Linked DNA regions of Mus musculus: region 2 is linked to region 1. The links are chromatin loops, found by intact Hi-C in ENCODE. Cell type or tissue: gastrocnemius. All regions are shown on one strand. Each heading gives the region's core, and the rest is flanking DNA. Links, peaks and the distances in the headings are about the cores only. Region 1 overlaps Sgms1 (sphingomyelin synthase 1). Region 2 overlaps Sgms1 (sphingomyelin synthase 1).

What was found. Hi-C counts contacts between places; a loop is a spot of excess contacts. Peaks named below come from ENCODE experiments on the same cell type or tissue, not always from the same donor. Only the 100,000 strongest peaks of a DNase experiment are listed, where the experiment ranks them.
Region 2: it touches region 1 in a loop (2.0-fold over the local background); 4 of 42 quality-filtered maps call a loop at or near these places.

The regions. Positions count from the first base shown.
Region 1 is chr19:32,303,780-32,315,941 of GRCm38, reverse strand. The region is part of intron 2 of Sgms1 (sphingomyelin synthase 1); the gene reads left to right. Among named protein-coding and RNA genes, the nearest start is that of Sgms1, 79 kb to the left of the region's middle. In gastrocnemius, for the core only: CTCF peaks have their summits at 5,255 (motif pointing right) and 6,090 (motif pointing right); DNase peaks (open chromatin) are centred at 6,397 and 7,019; H3K27ac peaks cover 3,028 bases.
Region 2 is chr19:32,237,254-32,249,415 of GRCm38, reverse strand. Sgms1 (sphingomyelin synthase 1) reads left to right here. Exons shown (of 10, transcript NM_144792.5): 4 at 1,380-1,422. Among named protein-coding and RNA genes, the nearest start is that of Asah2, 140 kb to the right of the region's middle. In gastrocnemius, for the core only: no CTCF peak of the experiment used is centred there; DNase peaks (open chromatin) are centred at 5,965 and 7,046; H3K4me3 peaks cover 321 bases; H3K27ac peaks cover 2,915 bases.

The DNA of each region.
Region 1 (12,162 bases), core at 2,731-10,730:
TGTGCGTGTGTGTGTGTGTGTGTGTGTGTGTGTGTGTGTGTGTGTATTTAGGCATTGTTTTAGTTAGCGTGAACAGACACCATGACCAAGACAACTCTTATAAAGACAACATTTCTTTGTGGCTGGCTTACATGTTCAAAGGTTCAGTCCATTATCACCAAGATGGGAACATGGCAGTGTCCAGGCAGGCATGGTACAGGAGGAGTTGAGAGTTTTCCATCTTCATGTGAAGGCAGCTAGCAGAATACTGGCTGCCAGGCAGTTAGGATGAGGGTCTTAAAGCTCACACCCACTGTGATGCAACTACTCCAACAACTCCAACAGGGCCACACCTTCTGATCTTTCTCCCCAGCCTTTTTCCTGCTTCTGTTGTAGATATGGTAGAGGTTTGGCTGGAGGGCAGCTTAGGGTAGGAATAGCAGTAAGGGATAAGGTTGGGGTCCCACAGTGCTGACCTTCAGCACCAGACCAATACATTTTGAGTGTTTGGCTTATTTATGCAGGAATGACCAACACTGATTGCTTTTACAGCTCACATAGAAGAATTAGAGTCCACAGTTGCTTCCAGGCTGAATGTAGAAACAGTGCAGTGCTCAGAGGACCGACGGAAGAGAAAAGACAGAAGAGGCCTTTATGTGCCCTGGACTTGTGCATAGATTAGATTCTTTCCCAGGACCAAGAGAGGAACTAGTAACTAAGCCATTGGTTTGCTAATAATCTGAACAAAAAAGTAGAAAGTCACATAAGCCAAATAAATGGAGTCTAAATTTTTCATGTCACTGTTTTATTTATTTTTGTTTGTCTATTTATTTGTGTCATGTCACGGTGCCTGTGGCAGTCGGAAGATGACTTGTGGGCGTCGGCTCTCTCCTACATGTACAGTTAGGAATGACCTTGAACTCCCCATAGACCTACTTACCAAGCCTTCTGAATCGAATTACATTTTAATAGTTGCCTTCTGTTAAGTTCAAAATTACCTTTGTTGTTGATCTTTTTAAAGTCGTCCGTATTTTTTTAGTGTCTAACAAGTGTGGTACCTCAGAGGTCCAGAGAACAGAAGGGGATGATCACTGAGCCCTGGCTGTGTAGTGAGCAAGCACATGATCGCCTCTTTCTCATTGGCTGCTGGCATTTGTATTTCACAGGTCTTTGATGTGTAACTGAGGATATGTGTTAGTGAGCTTTCAGCTATCTGTAAAACTGCAAGCATAGATGCTGTGCTGCTCTGCCCCAAACATTATTCTTTGCCCCAAACATTATTCCTTTATTACTAGAACAAGTAATTGGGCCAAGCCATTGATTCTGGTGTAGGTTGTCCTCTGACTATGGGAGTTCTGCCAGTCTCAGGTGCTGTGCCTCCTGCACTTGGGCCCACAGAGATAGAACAGCTTTCCTGTGTCATATTCTATAGCAGCTCTCTCCTAGTGAGGAAGAATTCGTTTAGTCCAGTGATGTGGCCGTGTTTGTGTGCTAGCCAAACTCTGGCGACCAAGAATATCTACTGGGCTCGTTTCTGAAGAGCTGTGCTCATTTGGAATATAAACCTTTCATTTACTTGAGAGAAAGTCCAAATAATCTTGTAATGGGTAAAATGAGGGTAAAGTCACCTGCTTTGTGAAGTTCAGAGTGAACATAGGGTTGGAAGAGCAGTGCCCTGTATTCTGAGCAGGAACGACTCTTGTTACGTTTGCTTTTCCAACTCCCATCTCTGTGGGTTTATGACAGAAGCTGTGTGCCTTGTTATGTTGCTGTGGGTGCAGTTTATTCAGCAGGAAAAGCTTTAGGAACAGAAGAACACACAGAGAAGGCATCTGGGCTCCTCCCATGTGGCCTCCACAGCCAGGACTACAGCCCTGGGGACTGGCTGGCACCTCTTTTTGATTCTCCTGCCTGTGGAAGTCTGACAGGAGAAGACATTAGTAAAGTTTTTGTAGGAGGTCACTCGCCTGTGATCTGGTAACTTTGGGACTCTAATGAATACCATTTTGAATGTGCCAGGGCATAGGCACCATGCCAGTCCCTGTGATATTATAAAGCCCTCCTTGGTGCTGAAGGGCAGTGCCATCTCCATATGTGTGCCAGTGATGTAGCTGCCTTACCATCTTCAACTCTGTCTGCCAAAAACAAGCGTGATTTTTATATTCAGATTTTGGGTCCCACTACTTTGCTAAAAGCGTGTACCATTGGTCTTTAGTTTTTTCAAAATAGGATTGTGGCATATCTCAAGGGGGAGATTTGACTTCTTTCCCACTTCTTTCTCCCCATCTCCTTGATCAGTCCATGATATGCAAGACTAGATCTTTCTAGGACACAGAAAAAGCTTCCTATTTATTTTGCTTCTTGACGCTGTGCCTGCGCCTCTAGCACAGAATCTTGGGTCCTAAGCCAGGAAAACCTAGTGGCGCTCAAGAGCAGAACCTCTCCCGAGAAGAAGGGGCTGCCAGGAGCTCATGGCTTGTTTCTAGGAGATTGAATATTACCTGGAGAGAAAACCCTGGTGACTGTGCCTGTCATTTGAGTCTAATCCTACTTCTGATGGCTCTGTCCCTGGCTCTCTTATTTGAATTGGATTCAAGTGACTTCCTCTTCTTGAATGTCTCCTAGAGCAGGTTGCTCATCCAAGGTTCAGCATCTTTATTTTCAAGGCTTTTTTCCTTATCCTCCATATTGCCTTCAAGTGTGGCAACTTGGAGCAGACGCCTGTGAACTTTAGTATAACTTCTCTAAGGCCAGACACCACAGTTAGCCGAGTAAGGCATTTGCTGTGCACATCGTCAGGGGACCTGTTTGCAGTGGTTCAAGGTCAGTGTAGATCCTGAGCTCTGGATATCTTCCCTTAGGATTTAAAGGTACAGCAAATATTGTCTTCAACAAGTGACGGCATGATATGCATGCATCATATTTTATCAGGCAAGTCACTGTGATATTCTTGAAAATATAGTTTTCAGTAGCTAGGTGTGGTGAGCATGCCTATAATCCTATAATCCCACTACAGGATGGCAGGATGGTCCCAGATGTGAGATCTTCTGGAGCTAGACCCTGTCTCAAAACAACAACAACAACAAACAACACAAACAAGTACCAAACAACACCACTCCCTCCAAAAAGACCCCTCCCAAAATGTCTATAGTGGGAGTTTTACTGTTTGCTGATTTATATTGCTATGAGATTAAAAATAAAGTTGGAAAAAGTACTGACATTTAGAAAATGAGAAATTTCCATGGTATCTGTTGAATTCTGTTGATCTCTTGTGCGTAGCATCACTAGTATAAAATTTGACTAAAAGAAAATAAAGACCTTGTATTTTCATCTTTTTCTGTGATTGAAACATGATTTTTTTCAATTCAGTTCTTTCCTAAATCCTGCGTTCTCGGTTTGTTCACTTTCCCCCATATGTCCTAGCTCTTCCGTGAGAGCCACCCCTTCCTTGCTTGGCTCTCATCCCCTCATCTCCTTTACCCTCTCTTGAAGCAAGTCCTTAGTGATTCTTCCTCCTCAGAGCATCTTACACTAACCAGTTCCTGTTAAACCTGCCACTCCCAGGTCTTGCTGCCTGGTGGCACCAGTCAGATTTCCCTATCCCACAACCTCAACCGAAACAAACCTCCTTCAGTACATAACTTCCCAATATGTTTGGAGTGGAAACTTAAGAGTCCTTTGGAAAGTTAGTTGTGTTGAATGGTGTTTTGCTGGGGCAAACACGTGAAGGAGTGTTTTCCCAAAGTGGACACAGGTGAAAGGTAAGGTAGACTGGTGAGGGAACATTTCTCTGAGGTAGATGCAGATAAAGAATGTTCTGCTAGAGCAAGCACATGAAAGGACACATGATGAAGGATTCTTTGCTAAAGACACACATGTATTGGTCTGCCTTACGTGCATGGTTGCGCTTCATTTGCTGGGACTCCATAGAGAGAAACTTGCCAGAGAACTTCTGGTGGTGTGCCTCAGATTCTTGCTGCTTTCACGGACTTTGGCTGATTGGCAGAGGGATGTCAGTTGAGAGAGATACATGTGCTGAGGCAAGACCCATAGAGAACATGTGATGTTTAGAGGGCTCTAAACTGGACTCGACAAATAGTGATGGAGACAGAGCTTGGCTTGCTTATAGAGCTAGCTGTGCAATGCTTGTGGGACTCCAGTCTTCTCTGATCTTCAATTCCCTGAGAGAGGCACAGTCGAGAACTTCTCCTGGTGTCCCTTTGGGTCCCTCCTGCTGACTCCAGCCAGGCTGAGGCCTGGCTATCTCTGCTAGGTACTTCCACCACTGCTGATTCTTGTTTGCTGGCCCAATTCTACTGAGCTGGACTGCTAGTGTATTTGTGAAGTTTTGCGAGTGGGTTGACCTGCTGCTGTTGTTTCCTGTGAACTGAACTGTTGATTTCCTGACAATGCAGATGGGATTTGTTCCAAAGAACCTTTCTAAACAGGTCCACTTCCCTGTATCCTTTCTTTTCCACTACCCCTGGTGGGTGGTGGGCTAGAAGGGAGGTTAAACTGTTTAAGAATCATTATTAAAAATAGAGGTTGAAAAATTAAAGTTACACATGTTAGGTGAAATAATAGTTTCCTAGCCTCAAAATCTCATGTAATTTGTTGGTTACCCACACATGCCATGGTCCTCCTCTGTTCCCCTTTCCATCGCTTAGATTCAGCTATGGTGACTCGATTCCAGTTCCGTTGGAATAACCTCCACACTTCCCCTTTCCTGTCTCTATTTGCTTAGAAATAGTTGTTCTTCAGTTTCTCCATTACATGTCATGTCTAAGGTCTTAGGTCAGAAACCACCCTAGTATTGCCTCTCACTCAGCCTCTGGTGGCCTGCTCTGTTGGTGTAGAGAATAGAATCTCTGGCATGAAGTAGTTCTTGAGTGAAGAATGGAAAGCAATGATATTTATGAATATTTTAAGTGCTGCTTAAAAACTCTGAGGAAAGGACTATCCATTGTGTGTGGCCAAAATGCCATGGCTAATATACCACACTGCCTTCCTGAGCTTTCTTAGAGTTGTTCTCGCAAAGGTATTTCTGGCCCACTGGATTATCTAAATAGGCGTGTGGTATGGAATATACCTACTCTTTCTGTTTTTAGCAGATGAAGGCACAGCATTCCTTCATCTGGATGTTTAGGAATTTAGGCTCTTATACTACTTTTTACCTTTTTCTTTAATATTTATTTTCTTATTCTTAGTTCTGCATGTGCATGTGTCTTTGTGCATGAGAGTGAGTTCCGGTTCTCACAGAGGCCAGAAGAGGGCGTCACATCCCCCTGACCTGGAGATGAAACTGATGACAAGTCACCCAACCTGGGTGTTGGGAACTGAAACTGGGTCCTCTGAAGAGCAGAAAGCACTCGTAACCACCTAGATATTTTCAACTCCCCCCCCCCGCCCCCCGTATTGATTTATATCAACTTCTTATTCTCTGGATTTTATGCCAGGTCATAAAGGTCAGATAACTTAACATAAGATAAAGATGACATGTATTCATGAGGATAAAGAAATACAGGGGAAAAAGTAAAACCCTAATATAGGGTTGTATGATTACATTCAACATGCCTTGACATGAGTACATGTCTCATCAGCCTAAAGTGTAAAATTTAAACATAACACTAAAAGTTTTAATAAATACTTTATATTTGAGCATACAGCAGGGGCTCTAGTTTTCTTTCAGTGTTTATCTAATTTTTAAATCAACTTAAAAAAAGATTTAGTGTATGTGTGTGTGTGTGTGTTGGGACCACATGTGTATGTGTACCATATACACACAGGAATCTGCAGGGACCCCAGGAAGTGGAGTTCTAGGCAGTTGCTGGGCGCTTTTTCGGTGTCTTCTGCAGAAGCAACAAGTGCTCTTAATCTGTGAGCCATTTCTCCAGCCCCAGGTTTTTTTTTTTTTTACTTTACTGTTTTTATATTAAATTAATTTTTAAGATGATTTTTGTGGTTTCCCATTGAATTAATTTTGCCAGGGAGGTTGTCTTTTTTATTTTTTTTTTATTTTTATTTTTTTAAAAAAGCCTAACATATACATTGTCCCATTTTATTTATTTATTTATTTTTAGATTTATTTATTACATGTAAGTACACTGTAGCTGTCTTCAGAAACACCAGAAGAGGGCGTCAGATCTCGTTACAGATGGTTGTGAGCCACCATGTGGTTGCTGGGATTTGAACTCTGGACCTTTGGAAGAACAGTCGGGTGCTCTTACCCACTGAGCCATCTCACCAGCCCCCTTATTTTTTTATCAACTTGAAAGAAGCTAGAGTCCTCTTGAAAATAGGGAACCTTAATTGAGGAATCGCCTCTCTCATATTGGCCTTTGGGGATGTCCGTAGGGCATTTCCCCAATTAATGATTGATGTGGAAGGGCCTTGCCCACACTGAGTAGTGCCAGCTTCTGGACCAGCTGTCCTGAGTTGCATAAGAATGTAATCTGAGCAAGCTACTGGGAGCAAGCCAGTGAGCAGCGTTCTTCCCAGGAGTCAGTTCTTGTCTCTAGGTTCCTGCCTTGGCTTTAACTTAATGGACTACAACCTAGTCCTACAAAAATCTAGGATATGTAAGCCAAATAATCCCTTTCTTCCTCAGAATGCTTTTGGTCATGGAGTTTTATTACAGCAATAGAAATCCTAACTGAGACACGAGTCCATCTCAAAGTGATAAAATATAAGTTGTTAAGAAGACATTGCCAGCTTTTAACTTAGTTGCATGTCATTCTATACAGACACCAATCACTGGTGTTAGAAACGTGGCAGAAGTTCAATTGCAGATTTCCTACTATTGTAAATAATTATTAAAAATCCCAGCAGTGTGGGCTATATACCCACCCTTAACCATTTATGTTCCTGGATGAAAGCACACACACAGCCTTTATATTTTTAAATAAGCCTTAGGCAGCACAATAGCTGGGCAACTGTCTGCCCACCATGTTGTTAGAATCTACCTTTCCATCGATAACTCCCAGCCATCACTCATTATTTCTATGTTCCATCTGGGCTGCTCTTAGCTCCAATTGGCAAGCACACAGGATCACATTTTTTTTACTCCTACCCCTTGGCAGCCCTCTCTCTCTCTCTCCCTCCCCTTCTCTCCCCCTCCCTCTCTCCTTCTCTCCTGGTCATTCTTCTTCTATGGGCAACTTTTTCTTTCTCTCTTCTGTTGTTTCTCCTCTGACCCAAGCCCTTGGAAACTCAACTCTACTTATCTCTCTTCTGCCAAGCTATTGGCTGCAGGCATCTTTATTGACCAATCAGAATTAACTTGGTAGCAGGGTCCCAGGAGCTATGTACAAACTCCAGGTTTTGGGGGCCGCACTTAGCATTACAATAGACAGTTAAAGACAAAAAACCTCAACACCCACCTCTACTGCTTACTGAGTCACACTTTCTGAGCCCCAGAAATTTGCCTTTTTCTTTAGCACTTTGCATTTTAAATAAGCTGCAGAAGCTAGCGCACCAGGGCCCTGTATGCAGTGAATCATTGCTGTTTTGAACAGGGTCTATTTGAGGAGGCTCACAGGTCTTTTACTCTCACCCATACGTAAAGTTGTCATCTGAAGACTGCCTGTCAGGAAAAAGTGCCAGTATTGACTTTGTAAACCTTGAATACTGCTAGTGTCCTTTCCAAACCAAATACAGATGATCAACAAGGAAACCTTTCCTCAGACGGTTGAGTCCACTGGCCTTCAGAACAGTAGCCCTCTGAGAACTGACTCAGGTAGAAAGGAAGTGAGAATCTGATCTCTTCTCTCCAGCTGAGTGGAATTCTCTGGAAAGTCCTAGAAATAGGTTGGTGGATCCCTTTGCCTTCCCCAGGGCATTTATAGCTTTCCCTAGCTGCCCAGGGCACAAGGAGTGGACTTAATTTAAACAGGACGGGACCAGTTATAGCGTTCTTGGGATTCCTGGTGACACAGGTAAGTCTCCATTGAGTTCTAGGCCATCCTGGTCTAGATCATACTGTGTCAAGCCAACTAGAACTATATAGTGAGATGCTGTCTCTATAGTAACAAAAAAGAAGCAATCCCAACACTAGCATTTTGTGTGTGTGAGTCCAGGTTTGGTGTTATGAGCTCATGAGATCACCTCAGAGAAGGTGGGAAAGTCAAGGTGTGGAGAAACCGTTTCACAACAGGTTTGGTCTGGGACTGGACTCTGAAGAAACTTACAGGGTTTATCTTCCATCCATGGTAGAGCTCACTCTGCTGCTGCTGCTGCTGCTGCTGCTGCTGCTGCTGCTGCTGCTGCTTCTTCTTCTTCTTCTTCTTCTTCTTCTTCTTCTTCTTCTTCTTCTTCTTCTTCTTCTTCTTCTTCTTCTTCTTCTTCCTTCTTCTTCTTCTTCTTCTTCTTCTTCTTCTTCTTCTTCTTCTCCTTCTCCTTCTCCTTCTCCTTCTCCTTCTCCTTCTCCTTCTCCTTCTCCTTCTCCTTCTCCTTCTCCTTCTCCTTCTCCTTCTCCTTCTCCTTCTCCTTCTCCTTCTCCTTCTCCTTCTCCTTCTCCTTCTCCTTCTCCTTCTCCTTCTCCTTCTCCTTCTCCTTCTCCTTCTCCTTCTCCTTCTTCTTCTTCTTCTTCTTCTTCTTTTTGGTTTTTCGAGACAGGGTTTCTCTGTGTAGCCCTGGCTGTCCTGGAACTCACTTTGTAGACCAGGCTGGCCTTGAACTCAGAAATCCGCCTGCCTCTGCCTCCCGAGTGCTGGGATTAAACCACCATGCCCGGCTTCTTCTTCTTCTTCTTCCTCTTCCTCTTCCTCTTCCTCTTCCTCTTCTTTCTTTCTCTTTCTTTCTTTCTTTCTTTCTTTCTTTCTTTCTTTCTTTCTTTCTTTCTTTCTTTCTTTTTTAGTTTTTCAAGACAGGATTTCTCTGTGTAGCCCTGGCTGTCCTGGAACTCACTCTGTAGACCAGGCTGGCCTCGAACTCAGAAATCCGCCTGCCTCTGTGGTACCCACCTTATAATGCATGCCTGGATGGACACTGTTCTTGGCACATCCTTGGTACGTCACATTAGGAACAGAGTCTAAATGGGATAGGCTGCCATTCCTACCTCGAGTGTCTGGACATTTGTAGTGGTCAGCATGCTCACAGAGTATATATTATCAGTGTAGAATGGTGTATGTTCCTCAGTCTCTGAGAGAGCCCTGACCAATGAATGGTTCCTCATCCCAAATCTTGGCTTTGTCTGTGTCTAGTCCAATGCTTCATCATAGCATGTACTGAAAAAGTTGCTCATTGGATACAGGCAGTGTGGGCTTAATTATGCTCAGGAAGGGTTAGGGTTAGGGTTAGGATTAGGGTTAGGGTTAGGGTTAGGGTTAGGGGTGGTGTCATCCATTTTGGGTTCTCTATTAGACTTAAACTTCCTGGTGTTGAAATGTGGGCAAGAGTTCTGACCCAGAGAATCATCCTGAGCTGTTTCAGTCCCGCTTAAAAAACACTTTTATAAAAACTGTAGCCTATTCTTACATTGACATGCCAATTCTATAAAAATAAACAGGCTGTGTGCTAAGTAGATTAGGTCTTAGCATCACAAAAGGAGATAGGGACCTGAGAATCACAGAGATGTGTCCTCAATACAACCCCAAGTCATTACCTTAGCAAGTGGGAGAGTTTGGAAACGGAAACAGCTTCTTAACTCTGAAGCTTGGCTTTCAGAGAAAAGGTCATTTGCCCATCATCAGAAAGCTATAGAAAGGGTTTGATCTGAAAATTAACTAAGGCAAGCAGAGGATCCCGGGACACTGGGTGACTAATACTAGTCATTCCGTTACAAATGTGAATTGAAATACAGTCCCAGAAGAATGTGTTTTGGGCATGATACTGCATGGCCTGTAATGCCAGCACTTGGGGAGGCAGAGACAGGAGGACTGGGGCTCAGGCTCATTCTTGTCTACATAGCAAACAGGCTTGCCTGGGTTCCATGAGATCCTGCCTCAAACAACAACCACAACACAATGGACAAGATGTCATGCTATGTCAAAGAATAGAGTTGCTACACTAAGCAATATAGCTTGTTAACTAGAGATGACCAACTGCTTAACAGATTTCAAGAATTTGGAAACCAACTACAAATTTAGCTCTCAGTAAAAGCATCAGGATGACTTGGAAAATTCAGCCAAAGTTGGTTGAGCAAAATGTAAGTGCTGAAAGACTCAGAAAGTTTTTTGTTTGTTTGTTTTTGTTTTTTTTTTCTTTCCCCTAAAAGGCCTCTTGTGTCCAAATGAGAAACAATTTGTGGATCCTTTGTCTCCAGTGAGCCTATTTCTAAGGGTTATTTCTATGGAAAGGATTAGCTCTGAAGATGAACAGTGAACATGGGATGTGACCCAGACAGCTTCTAGTATATGCTCCAATTTGTTTATATAATAGACTGTTGTATATTTGTGTCAACGATGCTGAACAAGCATGGCACAAAATGTTTGATAAACAGACTTCAATGAGCATATGAGAACATTGCAGTCAAGTAGTGATGGGGACACGGGGCTTAAAGACATCTGTCATAGTACTCACTGGATTATCTTCAGTGGAGTTCCATGTTGGGGTTTCCCTTCTTGGTCTTTATTAATTATAGAGCTATCCATGAGCATACTTTCTGTTATTAAAGCAGTTTGAAATAGTAAGCAAAACTATATTCAAATGTATGGGTAACTTGGCAACTTTTCCCCCAAAAGAATGTGATGAGTCTAGTCCTTTTAATTCAAAATAATGAAATAGCCAGTCATCTTAAGTCCAAACATTAGTGGTTCCAGAGAGCTATTTGCCCCTCCCATCCCAGTCTGAACAGAGGAAATGAGTGAGTGATTAGGAATGAGTAAGAGCCGGAGGACTTGGGCCAGCTCATCTGTGGAAAGGAAGAAGGAATATTAATATAGTCCAAGACAGTGTAGAAACCACACCAACACAGCAGCATTAAGTGTTTGCCCAGGAAATTTGAGACTGAGAGGCCTTTCGTCCACTTGTGGGTGTGTTGCCGGAACACCCAGTATGCTTAGGCTTGCCTAACTACCTTATCCTAGAAGAGGTGGATTCAGGCGTGAGAAACAGCTTTTCTAGTCTAAGAGCTGATTCATGAAGCCGTAACGCTGGCTTAGTGAATTGTTTCATTAATTGTCTTTTGAGCCAGGGGCTGCTAGTGAATACCTTTATTCCTAGCACTTGAGAGACAGAGGCAAAGGCAGGGCAATGTCTGTAAGTTGAAGGCCTGGCTGGTCTACATAGTGAGTTGAGAGAAGTGGGGGCAGAGTGGGGAGAGGGAAAGAGGGAGAGAGACTGATTTTGAATTTATGCTTTCTACAAGTCTGCCTCTCACCTGTAAGTCTAGGGTCATCTGTTTATAGAATGATTCTAGCTGGACTTCTGTGAGTGCGGCATCCTGGAAAGTACAAGAGTTTCTGAACCCATGTAAGGCTCGCTCCCTATCTCAGAATATACTGTGATGTGGGTGGGGCTATGCATAATAATGACGGCTGTCTGTCTAATATGTCATCAGCAACTTGTCATGCTAAGATGGACTAGGATTCTGTTTTTGTTTCTAAAGTCTCAGATAATCAAGTCAGCAAGAAACATAAGAATGTTAGGGACTTAGCCTCCTAGTTTTCCAAGTGAATATGTATCCCTGTCTAAAGATTTCCTCCTTCTAAAGTTTTATTAATAAAACAATGAGTGTACAGGATTTCCAGCCCACTTCCTCTTAGAAAGAACAGGGCGGGGCAGCCTGTATCCCAGCTGGGACAGGAAGGGCCCCTGCTCCCACGTCTGGCCTTGGCTCTCTGCCCTTACAAGCTGGAGGGAGGGCTTCTGGGCGAGCAGATGTAGCCTCAAGTCAGTATGGTTCTTTGCCTACTCTTTGGACTGGGCCGACGGGCCAGGGAGAGACACGGGTTTAGTCTGGGAGTTGACACCTGTAGGTTCACCTCTCTTTGGCTGCTGTGATTTTGTTGGGGCTGTGACATAAAAATGACTCTTTAAAGTCTGGAGGTATAACTCTGAAATAAGACTGACTATCTTAGATTCCATTTTTGAATCACAAGCTCGGAGATCAGATAACTATAAAGATGTTGAAAGCAGATATTTTCAACAGGGAGCGGGGAAGATATTGTTCCCTAGGGAAGAGCACACCAATTGGTTATCCAATACCAAATCGTCAATCCTGAAAACATACAAACAAGTAACATT
Region 2 (12,162 bases), core at 2,880-10,879, 67 kb after region 1:
CCACCACTTACTGGTGAGGTTATCTTTACTTTATTGAGTTGTCTGTATACCTGTAGAGAGAAAACGGAACTCCCTTTGGCAGTCTCCTTCCTTCCTTCTTCCTCTTTCTCTGCCTGTTATCTTCATAGAGTCTGGCTTGGTAATTGGAAGACCCATTCCCTACTTGTCTGTCAGGAACAACTTCCCTGACCTGAAGTCTCTGGAGACTTTGCCACTGACAACCCATTAGCCAAAGTGCTTTCATCACCAGCATGGCGGTGTCTTCCTGAATAGTATTAGCTATCAGCCAACTACCATTTCCTTTTTGTGGCCTTAAAATGTTTTATTTTGATCCAGTTCTAAGGATTCTCAGCCTCCCGGAATAACAATGATCCCAAGTAACTTTGCCTCCAGGCAGGACCAATGTGTGGGGTTACAGTTAGGTTTGTTTGGTTTCCTATTTTTGTGTATGAGAGTAATTCACGTGTATATTAATTTTAAAATGTGGTTTATTTAATGTATTTATTTTGAGACAGGGTCTCAGTTTGTGAGTCAGGTTGGTCTTGAACTCACTGTTACCCGAGCTGACCTCAGACTTAACAGTTCTCCTACTTAATTTCCTGAGTGTTGGATTAAAGCATGATCCCCTGTGCCTGCCTGCCATGTTGTTTTTGTTGTTGTTGTTTTTTAAAAAAAAAAGATTTCATTTTCTTTTCTATATGGTACATTGATTCACATGCATGTGTTTTGTGTCATTATTCACACATACATGATGAAAGGCTCATGTTTTATTTAGTTGAGACAATCTTTGACGAAATGGGATGAAGCCTTTTTGTCAGTGGATTCATGGCTCTGTGCAGGATTTTTGATCACACACCTCTGTGTGCTCCTTGCTTATCTCATTCAGCTGCTCTTGATTATATTGTAATTAAAAGGAAGAGACAAACATCTTGCTGCCCTTTTCTGCCAGAGTTCTAATCATTATGGGTTAAAAACTGTACTGTTCCCCTGGATCTGTTTCTATAGTAAGCTAGCAGTTAATCTGAATCAAGGGGGGATACGCCATTAAGGTACAGGATTGGGAATCCGAGGATGAACCCTTAGGTGGTCCTGGTGCACAGCCTTTCCTAGCTCCAGGCATAGGCTTGCTCTGCCTGTTGTCCAATCACAGGTTTATGTCTGCATCAGGATAACCAAGGTGAAGCTGGCAGGGAGGCAAGAAAATCTATTTCTCAATGGACAGACAACAAAGGGAGTAATGGACTGTTTATTATGAGGGTTAGTAATGACCAATGGACAGATAGTAAGGGTTATAATGGTCTTATCTCTTTAAATTATTATAAGCAGCTCATTATGTGAAGGTTTAATTATGCACTTTATATGTTCTAATTTTCTCCTAGACCGGAAGAAAGACTGATGAAGAAAAGTAACAGCATGATTGAGGTAAATGGACGTTTAATTCTTTTATGCTCTAGTGTTTATTTTCTGTCTTCAGAGAAATCTAAAGTAATGATCATGGTCAACTTGCATATATAAAGGTTGCAGAGATTCAGCAGTAAACACATCCCACTTAATTAATTTAGCTGTGGGTGTATATTGAACATGCACTTACTTATTCAAAATATAAATATTACTTTTGTCTAGCCCAGAGTAATTTTCTTCCAAGTATTTAGTGGCATGAATTACATCATACTTTTCATTGTAAGAGTTGTGTTTCAGAGTGTTGGCTGCACTTCTCACAGCATGGTATAGTAGGTTAGCTGTTTGCCACCCAGACTTTTTGGACTTTTTGTATGGTGCTGGCACCTGAAACTTGAGTCCAGACTGCTAATGTCCGTTTGTGTACTGTCAGGACAGTTGTTGGCGTTATTCTTCAAGATAAGCATTGAGGACTGCCATTGGGAACAGTTTCTATTACTGCTTTTGGGAGCTCAATATTTTTTCTCTTGTTTCCGTGCTCATTTTATTTTTCAAGCAGTGGCATATACATTGGTGTCTTAGGGTCACTGTGCTCTGCCGGAACTCCATCACTAAAGTGACTTGGTGAGGAGTGGGTTTATATCAGCGTATACTTACATATCACTGTTCATAGTCTAGGGAAGTCAGGACAGGACCTCAAATAGGACAGGACTCTGGAGGCAAGATCTGATGCTTAGGCCGTGGAGAGGTGATGCTTTCTTGCTTGCACTCCATGGCTTGTTCAGCCTGCTTTCTTATAGAACCCAGGATCACCAGCCTAGAGCTGGCCCCACCCACAGTGAGCTGACCCCTCTCTCATCCCTCAGGAATTAAGAGCATATTTTACAGGCTTACCTAGAGTCTGATCTTAGGAAGGCATTTTCTTATTTAAGGTTCCTTCCTCTGAGGTCACGTTACCTTCTGTTAAGTTGATATAAAACTATCCAGGACAATTGGTTAGTAGCTTCCCATGGCCCCTTTGACTCAGGGTAGACACTTTCAGCTCTTTTGGTTGTATTTCCTGGAATTTGTGTATCTCTCTGTTTCAAAACATAGAAAATGCTTTAAGTGTCACTTTAGTGCTTTCTTTAAAGACATTAGATTTCTGTCCTGCTTCCTGTTGAGTGAAGATTTAAAGATGACCCATGACTCTTAGGGTTCACTTTTCCTTCCTGCTGTTCCCACCCCTTCTCTTTTCCTTCTCTTCTTCCACCACCTTCTTCTACCCTTTTCTTTTATTAGGGGTGGGGAGGGACTGTAGGCTGACGCTGGCCTCAAACTCAAGAGTCCTTCAACCTCAGCCTCTAGGATTATTAGATATATACCATTATGCCCAGATCTCCGTTTGTCTTAATGCAATTATGTTATAGTGTGTGTATATGTATGCAAATATATATATAATTTAAAGTCTAATATGACCACACATAGTTTTGACTGAGCTCTGTGATGTTTGGTGGTGTGTTCCAGCCATGCTGAAGTTCTGAAGTTCCCGGCTGAGCCCTGCTCTCCACTTTCCCTCTCTCCTTTCCCTCTGTTTTTTTTCCCTCTCTCTCCCCCCTCCATTCCTTCCTCCCTCCATCTATCCCTCTTCTTCTTTGGCTTTGGAGTTTTTCACTTAGCCACTAAGTCTGGCAAGTCTTCTGTGGACTCCCATTTCCCTCATGCATGGTTGTGAGCACCATGCCCCTCTGTCTGCCCTTTTTGACTTCTCAGAGCCTGGTGATTACATTTAGATAATCCAGGGTAACCTCGCTATTCCCCTTTTGTTGTGATTTGAAAAAAATCAACCACATCATTTACCTCTATTGATCATATTTAGTATGAGGTAGGTAATGGCAATCTACATCATGTTTCCTAAAAGGTCTGGAGACTTTTTTCATCTTTGTAAATTGTAACTTACTGTAGAGTAACAGGTCTTTCTCTTCCCAGCCCCTTTCTCTTTAAGCCTTATTAATGGAATCTGCTGTTTCTTTGAGACTGCTTACTTTCTAACAACCTGACCGTGCATGCATGAAGCAGCACATAATAGATTCTTCTTTTTAAGGGTTGAATAGTATTCCATTGATTATACAACCATGTTTTCCTTATCCATTTATTTAGGTAGTGGACATAGAGTATGGTGACTTCTATTTTTGGCAATTATTAAAATAGCCACAGTGAATATAGGTATGCAAATATCTCTTCAAAATCCTGTTTTCAGTCCTTTCAGATATGTCCCATAAATGGAATTACTAGACCATATGGTAGTTTTCTGTTTAATTTTTTTAAAGGAGTTGTCTGTGTGTTCTTCATGCCAGTTGTAGCATTTTATATTTCTAAGAGTGTACAAGGGTTCCAGTTTTTCCACAATCTTGTCTGAAGTGAGAATTTTGTTTGTTTGTTTGTTTGTTTGTTTTTAAAGACACAGCAATAGAAGAGTGTTCTTGTTTTAATCTCAGGTGTGGGATATGGAGCTGCTTCTGACTGCCCACAGCAGCTATGATTTGCCTCATGTTCTAGCTGGGGTGTGCTTTTGACATTTTTTTGTGAGCGTGTGACATATGAATTCTGGGAACTTTTCAGGGCATATATCAATGCTAGAGACCCGATAAAGGGGGCTAGCTGCTGATTGGATATTGCTGGTTGTGGTTTGTTGCAGTTTGTCAAGTAGGCAGATGCAAATAGATGAAAAGAAATTAGCCTCATGTTGAAGAGCAAACTTGCTCCAAGGAACTCAGGGCCCCTAATGAGCAGGAAGTACTCTAACAACATTGTGTCCCCTTCCTCTCTAGCCTTCCTTCTCTCCTACCTGGTGTTAGGGGGTTGAAAGGGAGGAGGGAGAAGAAGGGTGGAGAAAGGTGGAAGAAAAAGGAACCCACGAAACAGCAAAAAGGTCAGGTGACACTTGTCACCACTTGTTATTGTCTGGGTTTGTTAATGGCTGTTCTTATGTGTGGGAGGCCGCTTCTGCCTGTGCTTTTGTCTCGCTTCACCTGATGCTTAGTGATGTTGAACATACATTCATGTACAGTTGACCATTTGCTTATCAGACGTCTGTGCAAGTGCACTGTGCTCTGTCTATTTTTGGTTATTTGGATTTTTCAGTGTTATATGCTAAGAGATCTTCACATTTGGCTGTCCATTTCTTTCAGATGTGTGGTTTGCAAATGCAGTCCATCTTTCACTCTGTTTATTGATTCCTTGCCATTTAACCCTGGTATGCTTTGCTTTGTTGGCTGGGCTCTTGGCATCATATCCAAGAGCTCCATTGGCAAATTGCTTGCCGTGAAGTCTTGTGCTTGTATTATTCTCTTCTAGGAATTTTAGTTTCAATTCTTACTTTTTACAACTCAAATCCATTTTGACTTAATTTTTGTAAATGGTAGAAGGTAAGAATCCAGACATTCTGTAGATTTTTAGGCTGGCTGCTATTTTGGAATCCTGTCCCTTAGTCCTGATGGAACCCTTGCTGGCTGTACCTCAGCTCCTCAATCTCTATTGTCACTCTGTCCTACCAGCACACACAGCACAATGCCCCTGGTGTCCCTTGTCTTCTGTGGGAAGGCTTCTGGGGTTCCTGACTGTATGGATTGTCATTATCATGATGCACTATTATTTTAAAGGAGACCTGGAGAAGAGGGGTCAGCTGTAATGGCCACCTACAATCTCAAAGTATGGCTTTGAAAAGTCACATTTGAAAGTCTTAAAAGAGCTACTCCAGAAATAATTTTCAAATCCATTTTTCTCTGTTGATTTTATTTACTTATTTTGTAATTCATCTTGTGGTGCTGGGAACTGAGCCCCAGGAACTTAGCCGTGCCCAGCAAGTCCTCCGCCCTGCAGCTCCATCTCCCAGCCTGTCCGCTTCTTTTTGGCACCCCTGACAGGTGACTGGTGCACTAGTACCCAGAGTAAACACTAGCAGTTTTACTCTCCAAATAGTATTTCATTTTCAAGGTAAGCTGAGACTTTTGTCATATGAAGCAAGGTGAGGCTTGGTGGAAATTTGAATGTATTATTTCCGTCTTGTTGAGATAAATCCATGGGGCTTTGGATTTATAGGTCGTCTGTTGTTTTTATTAAGAGGTGGTATGGTTTATATTACGTAAATGTAGATCTCTGCATTAACCTGAAGCTTTAACCGAATACTTTTACAGTGGCAAGAGGGGTCTAGGGTTTAACATTTTTGTCTCAGTATAGTTAGTTGGGACAGCTGCTTTTTTGCACCTCTGGTTTTAGTTATTGCAGGTGGAACATGATTTCTTTTCTCTTTTTCTTTCTTTCCTTTTTCCTTTCTTTCTTTGTATTGCCTTTGCTGCCCTGGAACTTGTTATGCTCAGCAAGCTGGTCGTGAACTTATAGAAATCTGCCTGTCTCTTTCCCACAAGTACTGGGAGTAAAGGTTTGCTCCACCATGATGGGCCAAACGTGATCTCTTAAAAGATGTTACAACTATCCAAAGTGGAGCATCTTTGTCCTTTGAGCTGTCTCTTCTCAGTACGCGTGGGTGTGATTGGGCAGTTGAGCGCACGCATGCCTGGCATCTGTGATGCTCTAGATTCCGTCCCTGGCACCCAGAGGGGAGGGGGAGTTAAGCCTGTTGTCATGTTCAGTAGACTGGTTATTTCAGTGCAAGGTTCAGGAATGGCGTCTTGATAATTTGTGATTGAGGCTTAGAATGGCCTTGCGTTTCACCATCGGCTTTAGATGAACCTCAAAAAGATTTAGAGCCTTATGGATTATAAAATGGGAGGGAAAGAGGAAGAGAGAAGCTGAGTGTTTAGTTACTTTTCTGTAGCTCTGGCTGTGCAGACCGGGACTAAGGCAACTTATAAAAGAAAGCATTTGATTGGGGGCTTGCTTACAGTTTGTGGAAACATGTGTAGGTAGGCAGCCCTGCCTGCTGAAACAGTAGCTGAGAGCTTACTTTTTTCTTCTCCTTCTTCAAGTTGGAGACAGAGATGGGCCTGGCCTGGGCTTTTGAAACCTCAAAGTTCACCCCTGTGACATAGCTCCAGCAAGGCCACACCTCCTAATCCTTCCTAAAGCAGTTCTGCCAACTAGGGACCTGACATTGAGTTTGTGGGAGCCATTCTCATTTAAACTTACCACAAGGGTTAAGGATTTAGTTTTTAATGAAGGAAAATGAATTATATGTGCTTTATGCTAATAAAAATGAAGGAAGTACAAAATCAAAAAGCTGAGACACAAGATGTGAGGTGTGGGGGAGGGGCTACTGCAGCTCTTTTTCAAGTTGTTTACCCTCATAATGCTGCTACTGTTACTGAGCCAGCCTCCTGCACGTGTAAGGTTAGGGTTAGCTTTGGGATTTTATGATGCAGTTTCAAAGTTAGCCTTAAACTGTCTGTCCCTTTGGTCTGAGATCACCTTTGAGTTCATAGGAGTGTACCATATTGTCTGGCTTGGAAACTTAGTACCTGACATGACCCTGGCTGAGAAACCAGCACACATGTAAAAGAGCCAGTTGCTGGATGTGAAACCGTAGCTGTCAGAGGTAACGAGGGAGAGCATGGCCTGAGCCTGCCATGCCTATCTGGATGACCCTGAGTCAGAGACAGGTGCTCAGTGGGCGTGGAGCCAGTCCTTTCCACAGGCCAGACAGTTGTTTTTCCTGGAATGTCACTCCTTAGCTCTGACTCAGCCTCTTTGATGGTCCTTCCGGTTGCCTGAGGGGACAAAAAGGAAAGCAGCAGTGATAAGCTTGACTCTGGCCAGGTGCTCTTGACAGGGAACTTCTGACTGGACACCTCACAGGCAACTTCTCTTGGGACAGAGCAGATGGTGTTGAACCTTGGCCAGTGGGTGCCCTCCAAATAGGCTTCCATTGGCTTTTGTACTTAACATGCTCGTCCCTGAGGCTGCCTCGGACCTGGTGGTAGGTGTGTTACCTGGACTGTACTCCATTGTCTGGAAATGGTACGGTGTGCTGCCTCCTTCTTTTGAGATTGGATTTTAAGACATCTGTTTAATTCTTGTGGAACTATACTTTTAAAATATGTGCTACTCCTATTTCAAACGGTCTTACTTTGTATCATATTAGGATTAAATATTAATACTTTCACCTTTTACTATTTTCATCGCTCTGCTGAGATTATTGTCATGAGAACTTATTTGAAATATACTCTGTTTCTGATGCAGGCTCTGCTGTGGTGGCTGCTGTCATTCTGACCTTGTCCAGCGTAAAGCTAGGGAAGCAGATGCTAGAGAGGAAAGGACGCGGTATTTTCTGGAGGTCTTATGTAGTTCACAAAAGTATCTCAGCAGATGAAGCCTTTTTAATAGAGGTCACATGGGACTGCAGCTTTCGCAAGGCCCCAGGGTGACACCCCAGTACTGTAGAGGTGACCAAATGGGAACAAACCCCAAGCCATCCACCCGGACGCCATGTGTGGACTCAGTGGCTGTCGGATCTCGCCGGAGGAGTTGTCCTGAGGCACTCAGACTTGAATCTTAGGAGCATGACATCCGTACTTTGTTGTCTTTGTTTAAAATGAGGGGACTCGTGATTTTAAAAGTCTTTGTGCTTAGGCTTCAGGCATGTTAAGGAGTTAGTAGTGGCTATCCATCCTGACAAATACTTTAACCATTTTTTCCCCTTCTACCTCCGGTATTGGGAATTGAACCCAGGCCCCTCTTTTATGCCAGTCGAGTACCTGGTCACGAAGCCACATCTTCGGTCCCACTGATAAATATTTAAAATCTTTACTAAAATCCTGGACTTAGGTATGGCAGGCCATTGAAAGGAACCAACCTGAGGCTTGAAGCCGTGGTGAACCTTGCCTGAGATCATGTGGTTAGAGGATGAAGGAGTCCATACTTGATGTTAGCTCTCTGACTTCACAGACTGGTCAACTCTGCCTCACTGGCTACACACAGCAGTGACATTAAGGAGGCAGCCTTACAGAGAATGTCCTTACATTTCACACCCACACAAGGGCATTCTGAAGCTCTGGTGACAGCATTCTCCTTGGAGAAGTGGTGGCTTCTATTGGCCCTGCTGCTTCCTTTTTGGGGGCGGGGGGGGGGGGCGGGGGGGGGCGGCGGCGCGGCATTTCAGATTTAGGTTAGAAGGTATGTCTGCTTGTGAGCTGTGTCCTCAGTGTAGGCTTCTCTGGATGGTGGCTGCAATTGGGTCAGCTTGTTTTTGTACTTGTGTCACATAGCAGGTTGGGACTGGAATTTGACCTCAGCATCCCACAGAGGAGGATGGTTCTACCATTCTTATACAAATTTCAGAATTCTAGCTTGTATACCTGTCCTTGGTCACAGTGAAATGCTGCTCTTCCACTCCTTACCACCCTCTCCCTCCTCTCCCTACTCCTGTTTCCTGTTAACTAATACATAACTGTTTTGAAACAGGCTATGCTTGCCCAGTGCCATGATGAGAGGCGTGCCCCACCAGTTTCAGTGCTTCCCTCTTTATCTGATTCTACATAAAAATCTGCCATGCGTGTCCTAAAGAAAATGGCACACACTTTTTATTCCCTGCACTCAGGAGGCAGGGGCAGGTGGGTCTCTGATTTTGAGGCTGGCTTAGCCAGTTCCAGGACAGCCAGGGCTACATAAAAAGTCCTTTTCTCATACTACCAGGAAACAAAATAAAAAGAAAATTAAAAAGCAGTACTTAGAAGTTGCCACTGGCAATAGTTTGGTATGGAGGCTTCTGTTCTTATTCCTGTGAATATGTATGCTTTTAAAAATAAGATACAAAATTAAAATCATTGTTTTATATATATGTGATCGTCCATATTTATTTTACCCAGTACAATGCATGCATTTCTGCCATAGGCTTAAATGTCCTTCTGTAATGAGCTTGTGGCAACAGTCTTCTCTGTAGATAACAGCATGGATGCATCGGCCTGGTGTTGGGCAGATATGATCCTCATTCACCCGAGGCCACGCTGGTGTGTATCAAGTGAGAGCTGGCCATCCACTAATCTTCATGTCTCTTTAAAGTAGTTAACAGTGGTTATTAATGATGGTCAAGAAAACCCATTTTTAGTCTCATTCTGTTATACATTATAACAGTTTCCCTGGAAGACCCTATATAAACAGGCAAGAACAGAAGAGTATTTGTTTGTTAAGCTAGGGTATTTTAGAACCTCTGTTTTCTTTCTTTGAAATAGGCAGCCTATCTATGACAAGTACCTGAGACCTCTCAATTCTTATTTTCAAGTGGTTTAGCCCTCTTGTTCACCATACTAGTTAATGAAAACTTTTCACGTTCTCCTTTGTTGACTAAATATTTGACACAGACTAGCCCTGGTTATTTAGACCAGTGGGCTGTACTTGGCCAAGGAAGCCCTGGACCTAACGAGAGTTCCTGTTCTAGGCCTTGGCTTAGGCACAGAGACCAGTGATCACCATAGACCAGAAGACAGAAAAGGAAACGGCCGAAATCTGTGGTCTGGGACTTGGCTCAGTGGGAGAAAGATAGTAAGCTCTATAACTAAGTAAAATGCCTGTGTGCATATATCTAATAAGAGTGCGGGGGGGGGGGGGGGGGAGAAGCAGGCGTGGTATGTACTGTGTGCGCATGCGTTTGTCTACATATACGTTCTCGTGTGAAGTAGGGAGTCCCTGAAGTGGTGAGTGAGAAGGGACCATCCAGCTATGGGTGTGGCCGAGGAGCTGAGCCTGCTTACATTTGGGGTAAGGGCATTCTAGTCAAAAGGTTTAGGAAGTACCAAGTTCCTGAGACTTCAAAGGATGCATGCAAGCCAAGCTGGCCCAAGCGTAACCATGCCAGAATCTGCATGCTTTTCAAGTCGTTTTAAAAGGAATTGTTCTTCATTCCAGAAAGGTTTCCAGTACCTGGGAAGTCTTATACATTATAAGTGATGAAAACTTGGCTGTGTTGGCTCTCAGACCAAAGTAATGGATAGCAGATAGGTTAGAGTAAGTGCTGCCCACATGTAGATAACAAAACTGTAACATTACAACTGCTATCACTAGGCTTACGAGGCTAACAGTATCTCAGGAGCCACTTCTGCCTTTTCTTTTTTAATAAGACCTGTTTTCCTTCAAAAGTTCTAGTACTCTTGTTTTAAACATGAAACTGTGATAGTTTTATGGAAGTTGACACAGGCTGCGGCTTGGGAGGATGTGTGCATGACAGATAAAACATAGGCTGTTTCCCTCCATTTGGCTCAGCGGCCTTCTTTGGGGTTTTGTGAGCTGAGCCTGCAAGAAGGCAATTGACAGAGGTCTTCCGGACCCAAGGCTCCCTTGGTGAGGTCAGTATGAGTTCCTTTGCCCACTCCTATCCTTCTGTCAGGCTGGGGAGTAAGTAGCTGGTGGCTGATTCTCCAAATACTTGATATTGTGGTGGTAATAGTGGTGGTCCAGGGATCTCTCCCACCCCTGCTGGTGTTGGGGAGTGGGGGAGGGTAGCCTAAGGGGGGTGATGTGCAGGGGGTTTCCTCCTTCTTGGACTGATGTGTGTGTGTTGGGCAGGGGGTGAGGGGAGATTCAGTCTATAAATGCTGTTTTGCTTTCTTGGCCAAGATGAAGAAAGGATGTTTAGAAATTAATCTTGGATAAATTGGTTGCCAGTGGGTGCCGTTCATGGTGGTGTAAGTGTGGCTCTCATATTTATCCTTAGACTCTTGATTGAAGCACTTTGCTGTTAGGGGCCTCCCAGCGGTGTTACTGAGTTCAGTGACAATACAAATCTCATTTAGTACTAATGTTTCCATGGCATTTTGCTCTAAAACCAGTTTGTGAGGATGCCCCAGTGTGAAGGATACAAGTCTAGGCAGAGGACAGCCCTTGCTCTGTGTTCTATTGTTTAAGAAGGATTCCAGTTAAGGGCAAGAAGCTAAGGTGCTACTGGGTTGACGTCCATGGGAAGTAGCAAATTTTAAATAGTGGGATTTCAAATAAATAAAAATTGTTTTGTTACCTTCCCCCTCTGCTCCCGAGAGCTTCCTATTGCATAGCCAAAGCTAGGTTCACACTTGTAACTCTCCCGCCTCCATCTCAGAGTGCCTTGTGTATCAGCCTTAGTTCCTAGCAGAATAGAGCGGATGCTTAGAGGTTTAGCCATGCTTGTCCTGAACTTTGATTAGCATTTCCTGCAGGGCTGGCACGCTTGTTACAGTCGACAGGCCTATGTGGACCTGCCTTCCATCACCTAGGATTTATGGCTGCCTTTGGGAATCACTCAGGCTATGTATTCTGAGGGTATATAGTTACACAGAGGGCTGGGGTTGAGGCCATTTGAGTGGGAAAAAAAAAGAAGCCTCAGGACAATGAGAAGTTCTCTCAAGTTCTTAACTGAGAACTGGCCATTGCCTTTAGTAATGCTTTAGGTTATTGGTGATGTGAAATGATGGCTGTGTGTAAGATGGAGGGTCAGAAGCAGCCTGGGAGACTATGAGGAGATAGATTCCTGAGAATGGGCCACAGCCATCTTCTTTGCCTTTGAGGCATGTGGGGCAGTTGGGTTCCTTGTGCACAGCACCCATGACACTGCTGGGGCTATGGTTTGGGGTGTGACAGGCTTGAGAAAGTGTGCAGTACACAGTTGCTTAATTCTCTGTGCTATGGACATGGATATCACTAAAAAGTAGCTGAGCAAAAGTGTTATCTATCACACAGCATAGAGACTCTAGTTGACGAAATACTGCTGATAATTTCTGGAAATGGATTTGAAGTATTTTTACCACAACAAAAGAAATATGAAGGTTAATGCTTATGCTGATTAGTTTGATGGTGTCAGGG